Regions from separate parts of the Homo sapiens genome. Here region 1 is linked to region 2. Evidence: chromatin loops called from intact Hi-C (ENCODE). Cell type or tissue: PC-9. All regions are shown on one strand. Each heading gives the region's core, and the rest is flanking DNA. Links, peaks and the distances in the headings are about the cores only.

Evidence for each region. Peaks named below come from ENCODE experiments on the same cell type or tissue, not always from the same donor. Only the 100,000 strongest peaks of a DNase experiment are listed, where the experiment ranks them.
Region 1: a loop joins it to region 2, with 1.9 times the contacts of the local background. A loop is called at or near these places in 3 of 110 quality-filtered maps.

Annotation. Positions count from the first base shown.
Region 1 is chrX:23,496,871-23,514,310 of GRCh38, reverse strand. LOC124905276 (small nucleolar RNA U13) reads left to right here and starts at 6,998; the gene lies at 6,998-7,100. RefSeq lists enhancers at 4,443-4,953, 5,465-5,976, 8,321-8,860 and a silencer at 4,725-5,019. In PC-9, for the core only: no CTCF peak of the experiment used is centred there; a DNase peak (open chromatin) is centred at 9,950; H3K4me3 peaks cover 586 bases; H3K27ac peaks cover 815 bases.
Region 2 is chrX:23,553,133-23,555,632 of GRCh38, reverse strand. No RefSeq gene overlaps it. Among named protein-coding and RNA genes, the nearest start is that of PRDX4, 110 kb to the left of the region's middle. In PC-9, for the core only: a CTCF peak has its summit at 1,141 (motif pointing right); no DNase peak of the experiment used is centred there.

The DNA of each region.
Region 1 (17,440 bases), core at 8,591-11,090, 50 kb after region 2:
GTAGCTCCATCTATTCCGTTACTGGATGCCGAATGAGCCTGGGGCTGGGTCAGGGATTTGGGATGGTGTAAGAGCTATTAAGATTTCTCACATAGTAGAGCATCTGCAACACAATTAGACCTTTTACACTGCCAAGATTCACTCCCTCCTACATTTCTACTGCATGTTGGTGTGCTAAAAATACTTTCCCAGCCTCTTTCATATATTCTAGTCAGTATCTTCTTCATATGCTTGTTAATTGCTGCTGCAAATTGGTTCATAAACCTGTTTTGTTCATCCATCCAGGGAAATTTAGTCATCACCACCATCAACTTCCATAGTATGTTTGAATCTGAGGATCCAAGGGAAGTTGAATGTTACTGTGAAATACAGAGGCAAAAATATTGTGCAGGAACTTTGATCAAAGTTCAGTAGCTTCGCTGGCCTAGCTTTTCTGTTCAGCTAGGCTATCAATGCTGGATAAATTATTGAGCCAAACTAAAAAAAGAAAATCCTTACTTATTTCATGCTTATGTTTCCATTTATATTATGTATAATATTTTATTAGGAGAGCACAATTGTTTCCTTTAATGAGATTTACAGTTTTTCTTCCATTTCAGTATGTGATTTTATTTTGTCTATGGAAAAATGTTCTTTTCCACATTTCCCCAGAAAAATACAGGTATCATTTTTATAATGATAATTATAATGATAATTCTACAAAAATAGTATTTGATAAACTTTGCTGGGAACCTTTTTGTTTCATTCATTAATCAGTTAATTCCATCAAATATGTACATTGTGCTCCTACTAATGCCTATCAGTGTACTCAATGCTGGAGATACAACTATGAAGAAAATAGACATGGGCCACATCCTCATGGAGATATGGGATGAGAGGGCAGCTGCAACACCTGTGTAGCAAATGCAGCCCATGTAACTCCTTGAGAAATTTACATGATAGAGAAGGCAGCTGGTTGAGCTCTAAGCTCAGCTCTGTTTTGTCAGTCCTTGCTTCATTCCCTGCTCCTTTATCCCATTTCCTGTTATCCTTCCGTCTAGAAGGGATTTTTCTGGGCTACCTCTTCTTTCTCGTGGCTGGGTTCCCCTGGTGCTGATTCTTGTCACAGAGCCAGCTCTTGAAGGTTGTGGAAGGAATGTCACCTTGTTTTTTCTCTTAAATTGTCCTTATATATTTAGAAATCCAAAATGATTTACAGCAATGATTCATACCCTACAATCCTGGGACTGAATGGCTGAATCTCAGGAGCATAGGAACAAAGAATGGGTGAATCCCTCAGATTCAGACCTCTATTTGCCTTAGGCATTTGGGAATTATGCATTCAAGCAACACTCTCTTTTTCTCAAATTTTATCTGGTGTGTGAGCAGGTGGGTGAAAGCCTGGTAGGTGTCCCGGGCTCGAAAATGCTGTGAAGAATTCTAACAGCTCCTGCCTGAACCTTCTGACAGTGAAGCTGATTTGCACCTGAGCCTGCAGTTTTGTGACTGTGAGCCATATTATGTATGTGCTTATTTAATTGCCCTCTTTGCACACGGCTCCTTTCTGTACTTTTGAATTTGATCTGTTCCCTGCAGAACAGACTTGACTATTTTTAACTGGTTGGCATTCAACACACTGTTGTTTCCCTTTAAATTTGTTGGTGGGGTAAATTAATTTAGAAAAGCTGTGGAGATAAACATTTAAAGGAGGCTTGTTCAGGACATGCTAGACTCGATTCACCGTCTTTCCATGCTGCTGTTAATGCAAATAAATTGCTTTTAGTCACATTCCTGAGTTTGCCTCTCTCATGTCAGGATATTGTTCAGTATAGATGATGCAAAATGGAGAATTTTTCCATTATTTGTTCAGAGGAGTGACAGAAAGATACATGTTCACAGCAAAGAATAAGTTGAATTTAAAGAATGTATTAAGAATAAAATGGCCTGGAACTGTGATCGAGAAAAGGAAAACATTCACTAGATGGGCAGACTGTATACTCATAGTAGTATAATTAATTTACTAGTCATTCATATTATCTCTGATTGATTAATCATGAAAAGGGACTTAACAGAATAATTCAGAGTGCTCTATTTATAGGACAAAGAAAGGGGACAAATTTGCCAATTAAAGTGTTGCTTTAAATATTAGTGTTTCTTCTCAAAGATTTCTTTTTCAAGGAGGAGATGTTTGAGACCAAGAACCTAAATAAAATAAATATGAAATGGTGCTTCATGCTATCACGCTCCTGGGTGGTTGGTGTATCTGCTTCAAATTAAGGATTTGGTGTCATGGAAACAGCTTGTTCATTTGGAAAGCTGCTGCCACTCTGTGGGAAGGCAAAGGACCAGTATGTGCAAGTGTGTATGTGTTTAACATTCCCTATCAGCCCTCAGCAAAACAAATACCCATTCCTGCCAGAAAGTATAGAATTACATGGGAGGGTTAGACTTTTACTTTTGGCATCAGAGTTTTAGAACAGAGCACATCAGTCATCTGGAGAATAACGTTAGAATGAAGATTCTGATTCTATGGATTTGGAGTGAGGGCTGAGATTCTGTATTTCTTAGGAGCTCCCAGATGATGCCTATGCTGTTTGTCTAGAGATCATATTTGGAAAACCACTGCTCTAAAGTTGTTAACAATTTGGCTGAACATTAGAATCACCTTCCTCTTTGGCTAGTGTGAATTAATGTTTGGTCAACATTTTAAAAGAGTTTTAGTTTAAATCACTGCTTTTTCTGCTTTCTATGTCAATTTTAACTTTTGTCAAGAGCTAAGATACCTTGGCAAATAAAAGAAGGTAAAAACTGCACATGTTTAGTATACTGCTCTAAATTGGGCATTGCTTGTAGACTACCAAATTACACTAAAGTGTGAAGACCTGGAGGGAAAACAGTTCGCAGTCTCCTGCTCTTATGTGGAACCAAGAAGCCTTATAGGAGATTAATCTGCTAAGAGCTGTGACTCTTTGGCACCATATCCGATTGAGAGTGCCCACTGTAGTGGGTTGAATAGTGCCCTACAGAATATCACATCCACCCAGAGTTTCAGAATGTGACCTTATTTGAAACTAGAATCTTTGCAGTTGTAACTAGTTAAGATGAGGTCATACTAGATTAGTGTGGGCCCTAAATCCAATGACTGGTGTCTTCATATGGGGAGTGGACACACAGACACAGAAGGAAGAAGGCCATATACAATGAGGGCAGAGGTTTGAGTGATGGTGCTATATCTCAAGCTTTTCTAAGGATTGCAAGATACACTAGAAGCTAATAAGTGGTAAGGAAGAATTCTTCTCTGGAACCTTCATAGGAAGGCTGGTCCTACTGATCCCTTGGCTTTAGGCTTCTGGACTTTAGAACTGTAAGAGAATACATTTCTGTTGTTTCAAGCCACCAAGTTCGTAATACTTTGTCATGGTAGTCCTAAAAAACTAATATACCCACCATAACATACTGAGCTGCACTGAAATCTGGTCTCATCAAGGTTGAATAAAATATGCTTCTCTTTCCTTGGGATGGACAAATATTTTACTTCCTAAGGGAAGTGCGTAATTTTTATTCTATGAAGCCATAAATTTAAATCCCTGAATAAATTCAGGGACCATCTATTATCCTGTGATTATGAATAGCTGGTGTTTAAGTACATGCTTCCAATCACAGCTCTGAAATAATAATGAAGTAGTGGATCTTTCATTCAGTTTTCTTCAGCATCCTTAGGTTATACTTGAGGAGCTCTGTAGTAGTTGTGAAACTGATTTCCTGTGTATATTAGTCCATTCTTGCATTGCTATAAAGAAATACCTGAGACTGGGTAATTTATAAGGAAAGGAAGTTTAACGGGCTCACAGTTCTGCAGGCTATACGGGAGGCATAGTGGCTTCTGCTTCTGGGGAGGCCTCAGGAAACTTACAATCATGGCGGAAGGTAAAGGGGAAACAGGCACATCTTACATGACTGAATTAGGAGCAGAATACAATCATGCCTTCCCAGCAGTCCCCCCAAAGTCTTACCTTATTTCATCATTAACTCAAAAGTCCAAAGTCCAAAATCTCATCTGAGACAAGGCAAGTCCCTTCCACCTATGAGGCTGTAAAATCAAAAGCAAGTTAGTTACTTCCAAGATACAACGGGATTATAGGCATTGGGTAAATACTTCCATTCCAAAAGGGAGAAATTGGCCAAAAGAAAAGGGCTCCAGTCCCCATGCAAGTCTAAAACCCAGCAGGGCAGTCATTAAATCTTAAAGCTCCAAAATAAAATTCTTTGACTCCATGTCTCGCATCCAGGGCACACTGGTGTGAGGGGTGGGCTCCCAAGGTCTTGGGCAGCTCCACCTCTGTGGTTTTTCAGGCTTCAGCCTCTGCAGCTGCTCACACAGGCTGACGTTGAGTGCCTGTAGCCTTTCCAGGTGCAGGGTACAAGCTGCTGGTTGATATACCTTTCTTGGGTCTGGAGGACAATGGCCCTCTTCTCACAGCCCCGCTAGGGAATGCCCCAGTGGGGACTCTGTGTGGGGTCTCCAACCTCCCATTTCCCGTCTGCACTACCCTGGTAGATGTTCTTCATGAGGGCTGTGCCCCTGCAGCAGGCCTCTGCCTCAACATCCAGGCTTTTCCATACATCCTCTGAAATCTAGGCAGAGGCTGCCAACCCTCAACTCTTGTGCTCTATGCACCTGCAGGCTTAACACTACTTGGAAGCCTCCAAGGCTTATGGCTTACACCCTCTGGAGCAGTGCCCTGAGCTGTAGCTGGGCCCCTTTGAGCCATGGGTGGAGGTGGAGCAGCTGGGATGTAGGGAGCAGTGTCTGGAGGCTGCCTGGCACAGTGGGGCCCTGGGCCTGTTCCAGGAAACCATTCTTCCCTCTTAGGCTTCTGGGTCTGTGATGGGAGGGCCGCCTTAAAGATCTCTGAAATGCCTTCAAGGCCTTTTCCCCATTGTCTTGGCTATCAGCACTTTGCCTTCCTTTTAGTTATGCAAATTTCAGCAGCCAGCTTGAATTCCTCCCCTGAAAATGGGTTTTTCTTTTCTACCACATGGCCAGGCTGCACATTTTCCAAACTTTTATGCTCTCCTTCCCTTTTAAATATAAGTTCCAGTTTCAGGTCATTTCTTTGCTCATGCATATGAGCATAGGCTGTTAGAAGCAGACAGACTACTTCCTGAACACTTTGCTGCTTAAAAATTTCTTCTGCCAGATACCCTAAATCATCACTCTCAAGTTCAAAGTTCCACAGATCCCTAGAGCTGGGGCACAATGCCTCCAAGTTCTTTGCTAAAGAATAACAAAAGTGATCTTTACTCCAGTTCCCAATAAGTTCTTCATCTTCGTCTGAGACCTCATCAGCCTGGCCATCTCTGTCCATATCGTTATTAGCATTTTGACCACAACTATTCAATAAGTTTCTAGGAAGTTCCAAATTTTCCCTCATCTTCCTATCTTCTTCTGTGCCTCCAAACTCTTCCAATTTCTCCCCATTATCCAGTTCCAAAGCTGCTTTCACATTTTCAGGTATCTTTATATCGATGCCCCACTCCTTGGTACCAATTTTCTATATTAGTCCATTCTTGCATTGCTATAAAGAAATACCTGAGACTGGGTTATTTGTAAAGAAAAGAGGTTTAATTGGCTCATGATTCTGCAGGTTGTACAGGAAGCATAGCAGCTTCTGCTTCTGAGGAGGCCTCATGAAACTTATAATCATGGCAGGAGGCAAACGGGAAGCAGGCACATCTTACATGGCCAGAGTAGGAGCAAGAGAGGGGGAAGGTGCCACATACTTTTAAACAACCAGATCTCGTGAGAATTCATTATTGCTATGATAGCACCAAGGGGGATGGTGTTAAATCATGAGAAACTGCCCCCATGATCCACTCACCTCCAACCAGGCCCCATCTTCAGCATTGGGGATTACATTTCAACATGAGATTGGGGTGAGGACACAGATTTAAACCATATCAGTGTGATTCACCATAACTCTGTAGATGCTTATTGGATCAAGGTAAAGTGTTTGATTTCCTGGTAAAACAGTTAACTTTGTGTTAGTCCTTGGCCATAGACTGCTCATTTAACCCTGGCTAGAGTCCTTGAAAATGTTGATCAGAATTGAAATTGAGTAAAGATGTCTGGATCAAGTTCAACATTCTTACTGACAAAATATTTCAAGGACAGAGCCTTCTAAAAAGTGAGTCAATAGGTGTCTACTTCTTGTGCAAAGGACAGGATGCTGCTGCTGCTGATGTGAATGATGGTTAACGTAATAGGTATTTTTGGGTCAGCAGTTTCACCCTTCATCAGCATTAATTCATAGTTTGGAAAATGGAATTGTGTTCCAGGTTTGATCTCAATCTGTGCTAGATTTGTAGGCACAATTGAGATGGCTTTGAAATGTATTAAGTTAATTATTAATGCAGCTGCTTTGATTTTGAGGATGAAATTAATTTCATGGATTTTTATCATTGTCTCAGATATAGCTTTGGGAGTTCTGGGGAGATATTGAAAATATTGCTTTATAAATAAGTCTTAGAATCCTACGTCAAACCTGACAAATTTGATCAGGGTTTTGTGGCAATTCCTAGTCAGGTGTAAGCAACTTAACCTACAGGGTACTTGTGTCAGTGCATATTTGCTATTGTGATTTACATTCTAATAGAGGTTATGAAAAAAGATCTTGGGAGTTATTGTCTTTACGGCAAGATACCGTGCTCTCAAGAAAATAGTTTAGTAAAAGGCTTTCTGGAGTGCAATGTTAAAACAGGCCCACTCTGTACAGTAAATATTAATTGGTAAAATATCTCAGTAGAGATGGGGGCAAGGAAATGAGATTCATGCTTTTGCAGGGTTTGAATAATGATTTTATTACCCTAAGATGAAAGAAAGAAGTGGATTTGTCTTAAAGCATTTGAGATTTGAGAGAAAAATTTTAAAAATGCTGTATCATAAGGCAGCATTTCAGTTTCTCAGAGGTTAAATCAACTTTGTAGTAGGTTTAGTTAACTACAGAGGAATTTGGAGATCCCTTTATAGTTCCCGAGCATGACGATTGGGTGTTCACATGCATGTGTGAGATGTACCACCCTCGCATCTTGTTAGACGTTGGCACATTACCCGTCTGACCTGACAAAAAAATAAAGAGGAATTTGGCAGAATACTAGTTGATTACATTAAGAAGATGACTATCACTCCGGCTGCCCATTCTGTCTTATTTGGTATCATTGATTACAGGGATGGGTGCTTCCTTAAACATCTTTCCTATTTCTTATTTTCCTTCCATCAGAAAAAAGTCCCAGGAAAGTTGCAGAGAGACCCTGAGGTACTATTGTTGCAGAACTTTCTCCTTAGTTCAGCTCACACCGGGCTCTTGTCACATGACCAGGAAACATTAGGCTCGCAGACACATAGAAGGGTGAGGAAAATGGAATTTATTGGGCAAAAAGGAAGAAGGAAAAATAATGCTCAGCAAAGTGAGAGTCCTGCTAGCAGGTTTCCTTCCTCACAGATTGAATCCCAGGTCACCACCCAGGAACAGGAGAGGCCAGGCTCCTTCCCCCTGCAGATGGCACGAACTTCCTGAGACTCCACCAATCTTCCCAGTGAGCAGGTGGGCATTATTCAGAAGGAATCAGCTGGGAAAGGGCAGGCTTCATCCGGGACCAGCAGTCCAGTTTTTCAGCCTTCAGGCTGTTTTAGGCTTGAAGGTGGGGTTTCACCAGGGACTCTTGGCTGTCTCCTGTCTATCACTATGAGCGGATGGCTTTTATTTGTCCTGTTTGTTTTCTTTATTAGAAGGAAGAAAGGCTTAACATGTTAGGATACTCACAGAAGAGTATTTCAGTGCTCTACATATGCCTGCCTAGGAAGAGGATTAAAGTTAATGTTCACTTGAGTGCCCATCAAGTGCCAGGTTTGGTGCTGTAAGTGCACATCTCCCAGCGGCCCTCCAATGTATGGATTATGATTGCAACTTCATTTTTAGGATACTGAGACTCAGAGAAATGATGTAATTTGCCCAAGATCACACAGCAATTAAATCGGATTTAGTCAGTCTGACTCTAAAACCCAAGTTCTTTTCATTGCACCACATTACCTTTCAAAAAGTAAAATACATCAAGTGTTAAGTTCCATCTCCATGTTTCCCAGGCACTTTGACCTTCTGGGAGATGGTGGTTAAAAGGTCAGGCCTGGAGCCAGTTTGCCTGAGTTCAGACTTCACACCTGCTCATAGCTGTGTGGCCCTGGGAATGTTGCATGCCCTCTCTGTGCCTCATTTCTTCATCTGTGTCATAGGAGCCAGGAGAAAACTCCCCCTTGGCCCCGTGAGGGCTTGCTGAAAAATCCGCTGACAAAAGGCAGATTAATAAGAGAAAAGGCAGAGAAATGTATTCACGTGCATTGAGGGAAAATCACAGAATGATTACTCCAACCCTCTAATGGGGTACAGAGGCTTATATATCATCTTGAGGCTACAGAAAGATTGTGATCTCAGAGCACGGCCAAAATAAGTTATGGTGGAAATCAGGTTACAGTGGCAAGACAGGTTATGGGAGGGGGAGAAGAGGAGGCTTAGCTAACAAAGGGAGTTTTGTTATGTAGAAGAAACCTCACTGGTAGCAGTCCTCAGAGAGCTAGTGAATGTTTCTTTCAGGCCCTGAAAGGTGTCAGACTCTCAGTTCATCTTTTGAACAAGGGAGGGCTTCAGAGACAGCCTGGCTGCATCCATGCAGATTTTCTCTACAGATACATATCTTCCCCACAAAAGAAAGCTTTTTAGCTATTCTTGTATTTCCAGCCGTTCTGATTAGCCATATTGAAGTATGTCAAGGAAATATATTTTAGAGTGAAATATTTTGGTTTCCTTCAGTATAAAGGGTAGTAATATTAGCTTCTACCCAACAGGGTTGCGGTAAATCCAGAATGAGCAGCTAGAGCAGTGCCTGACATATGGTGGAGACCAAGTTAGTATTTATCATTGAGCTTTGTGATGACACTATTTTATCAGCGGAGGAACTAACTAATTTGCCTGGAGTGGCACAGCTAGAATGGAGAAGCGCAGCTGAAATAGAGTTTGAACCCAGCCTGATAATGTACCCAGGGTTCTTTTCATTACATCTCAAGGAAAATTAGCAGGAGTCACTGAGAATTAGGGAGGACACAATGTACTCTTCTGAGTCCCTGAAATGTTTGTGTTGGCTTCTCAGAGAGAAAAAAAACATAACAACCGTTCTCTGGGATATGAAAAATCCAATGTCCATAACCAGAGGGCTCTGATTTCCAGTTTCAGCTCAAGAAGCCAGTCATTAAGAAGGCCCTCACAGCTTCCTCACTCAGTGTTTTCCCTTAGAATCCTGACCCACTGTAGCCTGCACCCTTTTTCCCTCCCCCCAGGACTCCCCACCTCCAGGGCTGGCATGATCCCTAGAATTACTGTGGAGGTAGCAAAGAACTGATGATCAGCATGAAGTGGCTGTGATTTGGGTCTCCTTGCAGAGCTAAGCCTCACATTGGTTGCTGTAGTCCAAGCTTTGGGGAAGACGGCCATAGTACTGTGTGCTAAGCCACTTCTGCCTATTGTTTTTTTTTTTTTTTTTCTTGAGAAGGGGTCTTGCTGTGTTGCCCAGGCTGGAGTGCAGTGGCACCATATCAGCTCTCTGCAACCTCTGCCTCCTGAGTTCGAGAGATTTTTGTGCCTCAGCCTCCGAAGTAGCCGGGATTATAGATGTGCACCACCATGCCCGGCTAATTTTTGTAGTTTTAGTAGAGACGGGGAGCAAGAGTCCCAATGCACTTTGGGGTGAGATGTGTGAAGTGTCGCAAGTAGCATGAGGGAGACAGATGGGAAAACTGCTGGCGGGTTTTAACTAGGGCTGCTCTTGGCTGGCTGGGCCTGGAAAACTTACTCAGGCCAGCAGGAACTCTTAGCAGCTGCTGTTTGCCTAGAGCTGGGCTATGATTAGAATGTGTCACCACCTGCTCTACCGGTCACTGACTCACCTGGCATTGTGCCGACTGCTGGATCAGAAGGAGAAATCCTTGGTTTTCCTTGGTTACTAAGCCACAGCTGGGGACTGTGGTCGGCTTCAGAAAATTTCTGACATCCCAACTCTATTATTTTAACTTAAACAATACACAAGACAAAAAACCAGTACGAGACAGTTTCCATATACCTATTTGATTAATTTGCCAGTTACTTATTCATTATTAGTTAACAAAAGCTATAAGCATTTTTTATCTGAGGTTTCATAGCTTTCGTTTCAGATGGTAGTAATATAAAGATGAGTAAGACTTGGTACTAGCCCTTGGGGAGGGGGTCATGGTCTGACACAATACTACACTGTAACATAGGAATCCAGAATAAGAAGAACAGAAAGTCAAAAGCCCATATTATTTTGGTAGTTTATACTTCTCCAAGTTATAAAAAGAAGTCACAACTCAAGCCATATCATGACTAGTGCTTCTATACGTGTTATTTATCTCATTTGAAAACAGCTTTTTAACTGTCCTAAACTCCTCACCACTCCTCCCTCCAATTTGTAAGCTCTTTCTTCAAAACCTGACTGCAACCTCACCCTGAGATATCTTCTTAGTTATGCCCCATTTGATTCTGATTCCTACATATTTCTACACATAGGACTTTTATTCCTACTTACAGGATTCCTTGGTATTTATGGTGGGCTGTTCATTTATCCTGAATGTATTTGTATTTGGGGGTATATAAAGATGTGTATTTTCATGTAAATTTTATTGAAGTAAATTTTATTTTATAACATGTAAATTTTATTTTATAACATGCATATGGAAGAGGAAACATATTATAAGTGTGCAGCTCAATTAATTTTCACAAAGTGGACATATCCATGTAACCCGGACCCAGATTAAGAAACAGACCATTCCCGGCATCCAAGAAACTCCCCTTGTGCTCCCTTCCAGTCACTACTCCCTTGAAGGTAATCACTCACCTGACATCTAATAGCATAGATTAGTTTTGCCTGGTTTTATACTTGACATAAATGGAATCATATGGTCTTTACTCTCTTGTTTATCATTTCTTTCTGTCAACATTCACCTAATACCATCTTAACTCTACTGAAACTCAGCCTTGTTTGAGAAATTATTCATGTTATTATGTGTATTTGTAGTTTTTTCACTTCCATAATTGTATACCTTTTCGTTAAATGAATATACCACAATAACTTTTTCACTTTATTGTAGAAGGCCATTTGCGTTGTTTCCAGTTTTTGACTCTTGTGAATAATGCTGCTATTAATATTCTTGTAAATATCTTTTGAAGAACATATATGTACATTACTGTTGAGTACATACCTAGAAGAATTCCTGGGCTATAGGGTATATGTATGTTCATTCAGTTTTAGTAGACACTGACAGTTTTTCAAAGTGATTATACAAATTTACATTCCCATCAACATTTTATGATAATTGTAATTGCTGTAAATCCTTACTAACACTTAATCTTGTCTTTTTCATTTAGTTATTCGAGTGAGCATTTTGTGAATACATACACATATATGCATACATGCATATTTGTGAATATGTTAATATATATTTGAAAATCATACATGTATTTGCAAATCATATTACTGATTGCATGTCTGTGTTTCCAATGCAATTATGAGCTCTCTGAGGGCAGGGTCTATCTTTTTTAATTGTTTTGTACATTCTTATTCCATAGTACAATGCTCTATACCAAATTCATAGTCAATAGGCTGTTGCTAACTGACTATATAACCCAAAATGGTGAAGAATTAGGCTGGTGATACAGAATAAAATAAATATGGGTCATTTCTCATTGTTTTTATAGCTTTTAAATTTCAGAAGTGCTCAAGGTCCTGTAACCTTAAGAAAACTCCTCCATCGTGCATGGTGGCTCATGCCTGTAATCCCAGCACTTTGGGAGGCTGAGGCAGGAGGATCACTTGAGCCCAGGAGTTTGAGGCCAGCCTGGGCAACATGGCAAAACCCTGGCTCTACAAAAAATACAAAAATTAACCGGATGTGGTGGTGCACGTCTGTAGTGCTAGCTACTCTGAAGGCTGAGGTGGGAGGATTGCTTGAGCCCAGGAGGTAAGGAGGTCAAGGCCGCAGTGAGCTGAGATCGTGTCACTGCACTCCAGCCTGGGCAACAGAATGAGACCTTGTCTGAAAACAAACAAAAACTCCTCAACACAGTTAAGATAAACAATAATGAAAGACCTATTTGCTCTAAGGGAGAGGCAGAATACTTCTAACATGTTAAGTAGTGCTGTTTCTTGGTAGAGTTGTGAGGTCACCCATGTTTATTGATACTGTTTTCAGATTCCCTGCATCTTTTTAAAAACTGTGTTCTTCCTTTTCTCTCATGTTCTCATGTTCCTGGTGTAGGAGTCAAGAGGAACTCTTGGCCCTCTTAAGGCTTGCTAAAACATCAGTTACATGAGGCAATTGGTTAATAGGAGAAAAGGCATATAAATTTATTTAACGAGTATACACAGGAGCCTTCAGAATGAAGACCCAAAGATACAGGGGAAATTGTCTATTTTTATGTTTAGGTTCAACAAAATACGGACAGCCATGTAGAAATATGATTGGAGGAAAGGGGTATGATATAATGCTAATACACTGCTTGGGGAAACCCATCAAGGCCTGTCTGTCTAGATTTTTCTTGGCCTCTCTGAGCATCCATTCCTTCCTTCTGGGTGTGGGGCGGGACCCAATAGATCAGATGATTTTTTTATAGCCAGTTTTTATATGTAAAGGTAGAGGGGAACTTAGAGAAATATTTTTTAGGTTTTATAACTAGCTTTAGGGAGGAGTTCTGGTTTCTGTGACTTGCCTTGGGAAAGAGAGATTTTAGTTTCTATGGCTAGCCCTGGGAGAGAATGTGATTGAGAGATAGGAGGGCAGGGAAAGGTCAGAGAAAAATTTTTGCTTCTGAGACTGATTCTGAGGCCTTTATTTTTGGGTATTGTTTTCTGAAGCTCAACATCCCCCAGTATGAAACTTCCTCGAGAAGTTTCTCAATCAGAAGTTGGGTTGGTGGATTGTCTTTTAAGCCATTTGAGTAAGTCTCTAAGTCCTGATAATAGGCTGGTTCAGTTGAATAGTTAATATTTATGCTTGTATCTCATTTTAGGCATTGATGTTATAGATGGACTTTCGCCAAAGTCTGGCTTCTATATTATTTGACAATCAGATAAGAGGCATTTCCATGGAAACAAAATAAAAATAAAGATTAATGGCTAGAATAAACTGTAAACTCAGTTTTTGAGTCCAGAGGGCAGCCAGTTGAGAAGATTTTTAGATGTTGGGCTGGAAGCATCTTTAGATGAAGTGAGAGCAGATAGTGGCAATCTGATAATTTTTCTGGTTTGTAGTTTATATCAGATGTTTTAGTGAACTTTTTGAGTAGTCTATACATCAACAAACATGAAGATTGCTTTTTTTGTTGTTTAGACTAAAGGTACCTTTTAAAGTTAAGACTCGGTTAACCTTATGACTTAACCAAGGATGCATGAAGCGTCTATAAAAGGTACAAAGCAGTCCTCATAAGATCTAGAACTATCCCAAAGACGGCTTAAAGAAAGAAAAGTTGGCCAGGTGCGGTGGCTGGGATTACGCCTGTAATCCCAGCACTTTGGGAGGCCGAGGCGGGTGAATCATTTGAGGTCAGGGGTTCAAGACCATCCTGGCCAACATGGTGAAATCCCATCTCTACTAAAAATTCAAAAAAATTAGCTGGGCATGGTGGTGGGCCCCTGTAATCCCAGTTACTGGGAGGCTGAGGCAGAAGAATCGCTTGAACCCAGGAGGCGGAGGTTGCAGTGAGCCGAGATCATGCCACTGCACTCCAGCCTGGGTGATAGAACGAGACTCCGTCTCCGAAAAAAAAAAAAGAAAAAAAGAAAAGTTTTCTTAATAACAAATGAAGTATATATAATCCACATTTTTGTTTGGCCATATTTTTTAGGGTCTCGGTTTTATAGCTGACCGTGTATACATAAAGGCCCAAAAATCCAGATGTCGTCTCAAAAAGAGGAAGACAGGGACGGGCACGGTGGCTCACGCCTGTAATCCCAGCACTTTGGGAGGCCGAGGCGGGCGGATCACGAGGTCAGGAGATCGATACTATCCTGGCTAACACGGTGAAACCCCATCCACTAAAAATACAAAAATAAAATAAAATAAAAATTAGCCGGGCGCGTTGGCGGGCGCCTGTAGTCCCAACTACTTGGGAGGCGGAGGCAGGAGAATGGCATGAACCCGGGAGGCGGAGCTTGCAATGAGCCGAGATAGCGCCACTGCACTCCGGCCTGGGCGAAAGAGCGAGACTCCTTCTCAAAAAAAAAAAAAAAAAAAAAAAAAAAAAGAGGAAGACAGGAAATCAAAAGCTATCTGTACAAGGGAAAATGACTTATAACAAATGGGTACCCCCAAAACGTTAAAAGTCACACAAATATTAAATGAATCGGATTTTTTGAGCAGGAGTGAAACCCAGGCAATGGCAGTAAAAGTGTGGAATTTTGTCTATTAGAGCACAAGGCAGCATGGCTTCTGTTGTTATTCCCTCGGGGGATTTTTCATAAAGGATTTTTAACTTTGTTTTAGGTTAGCTTTTTGTTTTTGATTTTTAATTTAGTTAAGAGAATTTTTAAGGCTAGTCATGATACTATTATGTATCTTTTTAAAAAACTGACCTTGTCATAAATACAAGTTAATTGTTTAGAATGAGAGATCTCTAAATTTTTTTTAATTAAGAATTTTAGTCAAATTTAAAGGATTTCTCTTTTGGCCATTGACAACTAGAATTTTTAATGGTGTAGTTTGTTTTAATAGCAACTCTATTTAAAAGTCTCTTATGTAAAGTTTGGGATGTCATTTTAAGGCATAGAAGGAATAATTTTAAAGTTCTCTCTCAAAATAATGTACTCTCAGGAATAGGCTGAGATAGCAAATGACTCTTGTCACAGACAGTTAAGGGTGGTGTTTGCCTCTGATAACCCACAGATTTGTGTGGGGGGACTGCCAGTCACAGGTCCCTTAATCTGTGACACTGGGTAGGCCCTCCTGGGATTGGACTTTTTTAGTATTAACTAGGCAATAAGGGTTGAGAAGACAAAAGCTCCTTATGGATGGGACATTGTATGACAAACCCTCCTGAGGGCTTGGCACATTTGGAACAAAAAAAATCTTGTGTTCCCAGCCATTTTTAGACTGGTCACCTGATGTCACCCAAAAATCATGGCCCCATATGGTGAAGATCAAGAGAGTTCCCCCACTTGATCGCAAGTCAAATTCTCAAGGACATAAAACTAGAGAAGAAGGAACTTTATCTGGTACCCCTCTTTATGACAGAACAATACAGAAAGAAAAAGACAAAGGAAAAGACTATTTCTGGGAGGAAATGGATTAAACAATATGAATATTTATAACCAGAAAGTATCAAAAAGTACACCAGAGACTAGGCACTGGAACCCCAAGACTAGTCATAATGATTTTTTCCCATTAATTAAAATCTCACAGGAGACGAACAGTGATTTATATCATCTGTTCAACCAGATTGCACAGAGAAAGAGGTTGAGAGCCTGACTGGGAAGAGATTTTTACCCTATTACCAGCTGATCAAGTTCTGGATTTTTTTTACGGTGGCTTTCGGAAGAGCAGAGCAGCTTTGGTGACCCTGCACATAGCACCAAAACTGTGGGAGCTAAAGTCATTGCCCTCCTAAAAGTTCACTGAAAAATCACTGACATGAGGCAGATTAATAGGAGAAAAGGCATATAAATTTATGTAACATGTATATGTGGCAGCCTTCAGAATGAAGACCCAAAGGTAAAGGTAAAATTGCCCATTTTTCAGTTCAACAAGGTATGGACAGCCATGTCCAAATATGATTGGAGGGAAAGAGTATGACCTAATGATAAAAGATTGAATGGGGGAACCCATCAAGGTTTGTCTGTCTCGATTTTTCTTGATCTCTCAGGGCACGCATTCCTTCCTAAGGTAGTTCAGATAATTGTTAATAGCTAGTTTTTATATAAAGAGGAAAAGGAAAAATTAGAGTAATATTTTTAGGTTTATGACTAGCTTTGGAAAAAAGGGGTTCTGATTTCTGTAACTTGCCTTGGGTAAGAGAGATATTAGTTTCAATGGCTAGCCCTGGAGGCAAATAAGACTGAGAGACAGATGGGCAGGAAAAGGTCAGAGAAAAGCTTTTGCTTCTGAGACTGCTTCTGGGGCTTTCATTTTGAGGTATTGTTTTCTGAGTCCCAACACTGGTGAAAATTGTTTGGTTTAGGCTTTCAAACCTCAGGTCCAAACCTACTCTAATAAGAGTCTGGTATTATTTAGTAATATGCTTCAAAGGTTTGTATAGTCTCATACTGTCACAGAATGCTAATGTTGGATATATACCTTGAAATTTATCTAACTTCACGATTGTTGTCCTAAGCTCCACAAATGACCTTAAGAAGATATATCAACCCTTTAAAAATGAATGCAAAATTTCCTCAATACAACTTATCCAACTAGTAGCAGAGCCTAGGCCAGAACCTAGATCTCATTTCTGGATCATTGCTCTTTTTATAAAGTATATTTGGTATTTACTTAGGCCTAGACAAGAGCCTTTTTATTTTCCTAGGTCTATTCCTTAGACTGTTAGAGGTTTTCCATCTCTTTTCAGGCCTCTGGTCTGAATGACATTTTTGTGTTCATGGCTTTTCTTGGCAGGGACCATGGATACATTAAATGCTGCCACCCATCTTGGCTTAGATGAGTCCCTTCCCTCATCATGGAGACGCAATCATACCAAAAGACAACACTGAGAGGAATGAGGGGGAAAGTCCTTTCAGTGATCTGCAAATTATGTCAAAGCTTGTCATCTACTGGCCATTTTGCAAAAATGAACTTAGTATTAAACATAATGTATGATGGAAATGTAAATTTCCAAAATATGACATCTTCAACTGATAAAGACTGAAAAGTGAAGAGTGGGTTCCAAAGTGCTCCTTGAGTTTGTTTAATTAGCATCTTCCTGCTTGTGGAGATATGACAGTTAGGAATAGGATCCATGACCAGGTTTGAAATGTCTAGTTTCTCTTCACTAAGGAAAGTAATAATTTAAACAGATTAACAAAGTACTGATTTGATTTATTTAGAAAAGAGCATACTTTTTATTTAATTTTGAAATTAATTTTAAGGTTTATTTAATTTATGCAATAGTCCCTCTTTCAAGGTTGAAACCATTGTTTATTTATACCCCCAACTGAGTTTACTTTCTCTAAAGAGGTTAAAAAAGGTGTGTTTTATGAGGACAGGTCTCAAACTGGAAACATTTTACATTCTCTTTTTACAAGATTAATTTTTTTACAAGATTAAGAGATTTGTTGATGTTTTCACTGAGGGACCACATTTTCCTAGCAGTTGGTAGGAAATGAAAACTATTAGCCACATTGAATTTGGTTAGAA
Region 2 (2,500 bases), core at 1-2,500:
CTGTGATGCCGTGATTATATATTAGGTTGGTGAACTGGGTGGGGTGGTGGGAGGGTAGCAAATGATGAACCAGGCATGGAACACTTCTTCTCTACTTGTCTTCTTAGCCAATGGCTTTCGATGGGATATGGTGCAGTAAGAATGTCTTAATTTGGGTTTTCCCAGAAGCAGACTGCAGCGTAAGAATGCAGTGCAAGTAGTTTATCTGGAGGTGAGGGAAACATTGCTAGGGGAGTAGGAAAGTGAGACTGGGAAGAGAAGGCAGCCAAAAGAGTCACCGTTGTGAGTGATTGGCACTTCGTCTTATGAGAAAACTCTAGGAAACAGAGCCTGTCTCCTGAGGGGATAGGAAGCTGGGATGTTTATGCATCATCTCTCATTAGTCTTGGCTGGGGGCTTCTGAGGGCAGGGTTAATCTAGGTCTGGCCTGCAGTGTGAGCAGCAAGGTGGTTTTTGGTGGCCTGAAAAAGTCCTCAGGCATGGCCGATAGGTTCTTGAAGTGGGAAATCAGATGGTATGCACTGAGTTGATAAGGATTGAAGTAAGAAGATGTGGGCTGGGCTACTGAGATGTTGAGGTAAATTTGTCTTTCCGTAGTGTATGAAATAGTGCTCCTGCTTTTTTTGTTTTTTTTTTTTTTTTTTTTTTTGAGACGGAGTCTCGCTCCGTCGCCAGGCTGGAGTGCAGTGGCAGGATCTCAGCTCACTGCAACCTCTGCCTCCCGGGTTCAAGCGATTCTCCTGCCTCAGCCTCCTGAGTAGCTGGGACTGTAGGCACGCGCCACCACGCCCGGCTAATTTTTGTAGTTTTAGTAGAGATGGGGTTGTTGTATGTTTAGTAGAGATGACCATGTTGGCCAGGATGGTCTCGATTTTTTTGACCTCGTGATCTGCCTGCCTCGGCATCCCCAAAGTGCTGGGATTACAGGCCTGAGCCAGTGCTCCAGGCTGCTGCTGCTATTTTAAAGCTAGAACTGATGCATGGCAAAAGCAAACTTAAATTATTCTAAGACTTTGTTAGATATGTAGTAAGGTAGAACGGTATGACACAGTGGATTAACTTTAACATTAGAATTTTCTCATATGGCTTAGTAAAGATACACTTGATAGAAGATGGAACATTGTTGGGCAAACACTAGATGGTGCTGTTCTTTAGGTAGAGAAGACAGTCTGCAACTAGATTTTGGTGCTGATCTATTATTATAGTTTAGCATACAATTTTAAAACAGTTGGGCTTCAATCGATCAAAAAGTGTTTACTGAACACCCATGAAGTGTCAGAGTTGATCCTGAAATAGAAAGGAAAATAGTATTAAGTCGAGAATGACAGCAAAGCACAAAACTGAAGCAGCAGCTTTCCAATTTAAATAGCCTGGATTTTTCCTTTCTTTAGAGAACTTAGAGAATTTATGTAGCATAAGAATTTTTTTTTATCCCCAAAGAACTTTGTATTAATGGAACAATATTTACTATCAGTTTTGATAATATTATTTCATGAATATTATATATCCAGTTACTAATTAAGTATATTTGCCATTTGACTTTACGATTAAATGTAAAAACATGATGTTTTCAGTAAAATGCTATTCTAATAAACTTCTAAAATATAACACCTTCTTGAACTTTCCCATGTTAAATCCCACTAGCTTTAATTACTCCAAACTTTTAGTATTACCCTGAGTAAATTTAGGGAGTCTTTACAGCAGTGCTTCTTAAACTTTAATGTGCATAATAGGCACCTGGGGATTTGATTAAAAATAAGATTCTGAGTCAGTGGGTCTGGGGTGGAGCCTGAGATTATGCATTTCTCACAAGTTCCCAGATGATGCTGATGCTACTGATCCACAGACAGCCCTTTGGGTAGATTTTTACTTGTAGATATGGTAATTGAGTTTTGCCATGGTTAGAAACATGTTTTAATTTTAATTTCCTGTAGGAGATTTTTCTGTGACTCTCTCTCTATCTTCAACTTCCTTTTCCCACATCTTCACCATGTTCTTATAATTTACTGTATATTGCATGCAGTAGTCACTAAATAGATGTAGATGATGGATGGGAGAAGAAACTTGCTCCATAAAACATGGAGTGTTGGATAGCTTTAATTTGTCCCTTCAGAGCCATTCTCCTCTTGTCTTCACCTTGTTCTCTGGCCTGGGATGCTAATCTGTATGAACTTCATCAAGGAGCTCTTATTTTCTCTGGCTTCCAGGTTGGTTTTGCTCATGGGGGCCCCAGTGATAGGTGAGAGAGAGATAGAGAGAGAGAGGAGAGTGAGATCAATTATTTATCCCTTGGCTCCCTCCCTGTAAGGTCACCTTGGGCTGTCTGAGAACGTTTACTGAAGTTCAGTAACCTTTTCAAGGTGTCCACTTGCATACTATTCTCTCCTTTTAGGTTCTGGAAACTACTCCTTTCCCTTTTTCCTTTGGGCCTAGGGTTTAGTAACTGCTCCTATATTATTAGCTCTGTGATACTTCTAGTTCCTTGGCATTTTGCCCATAC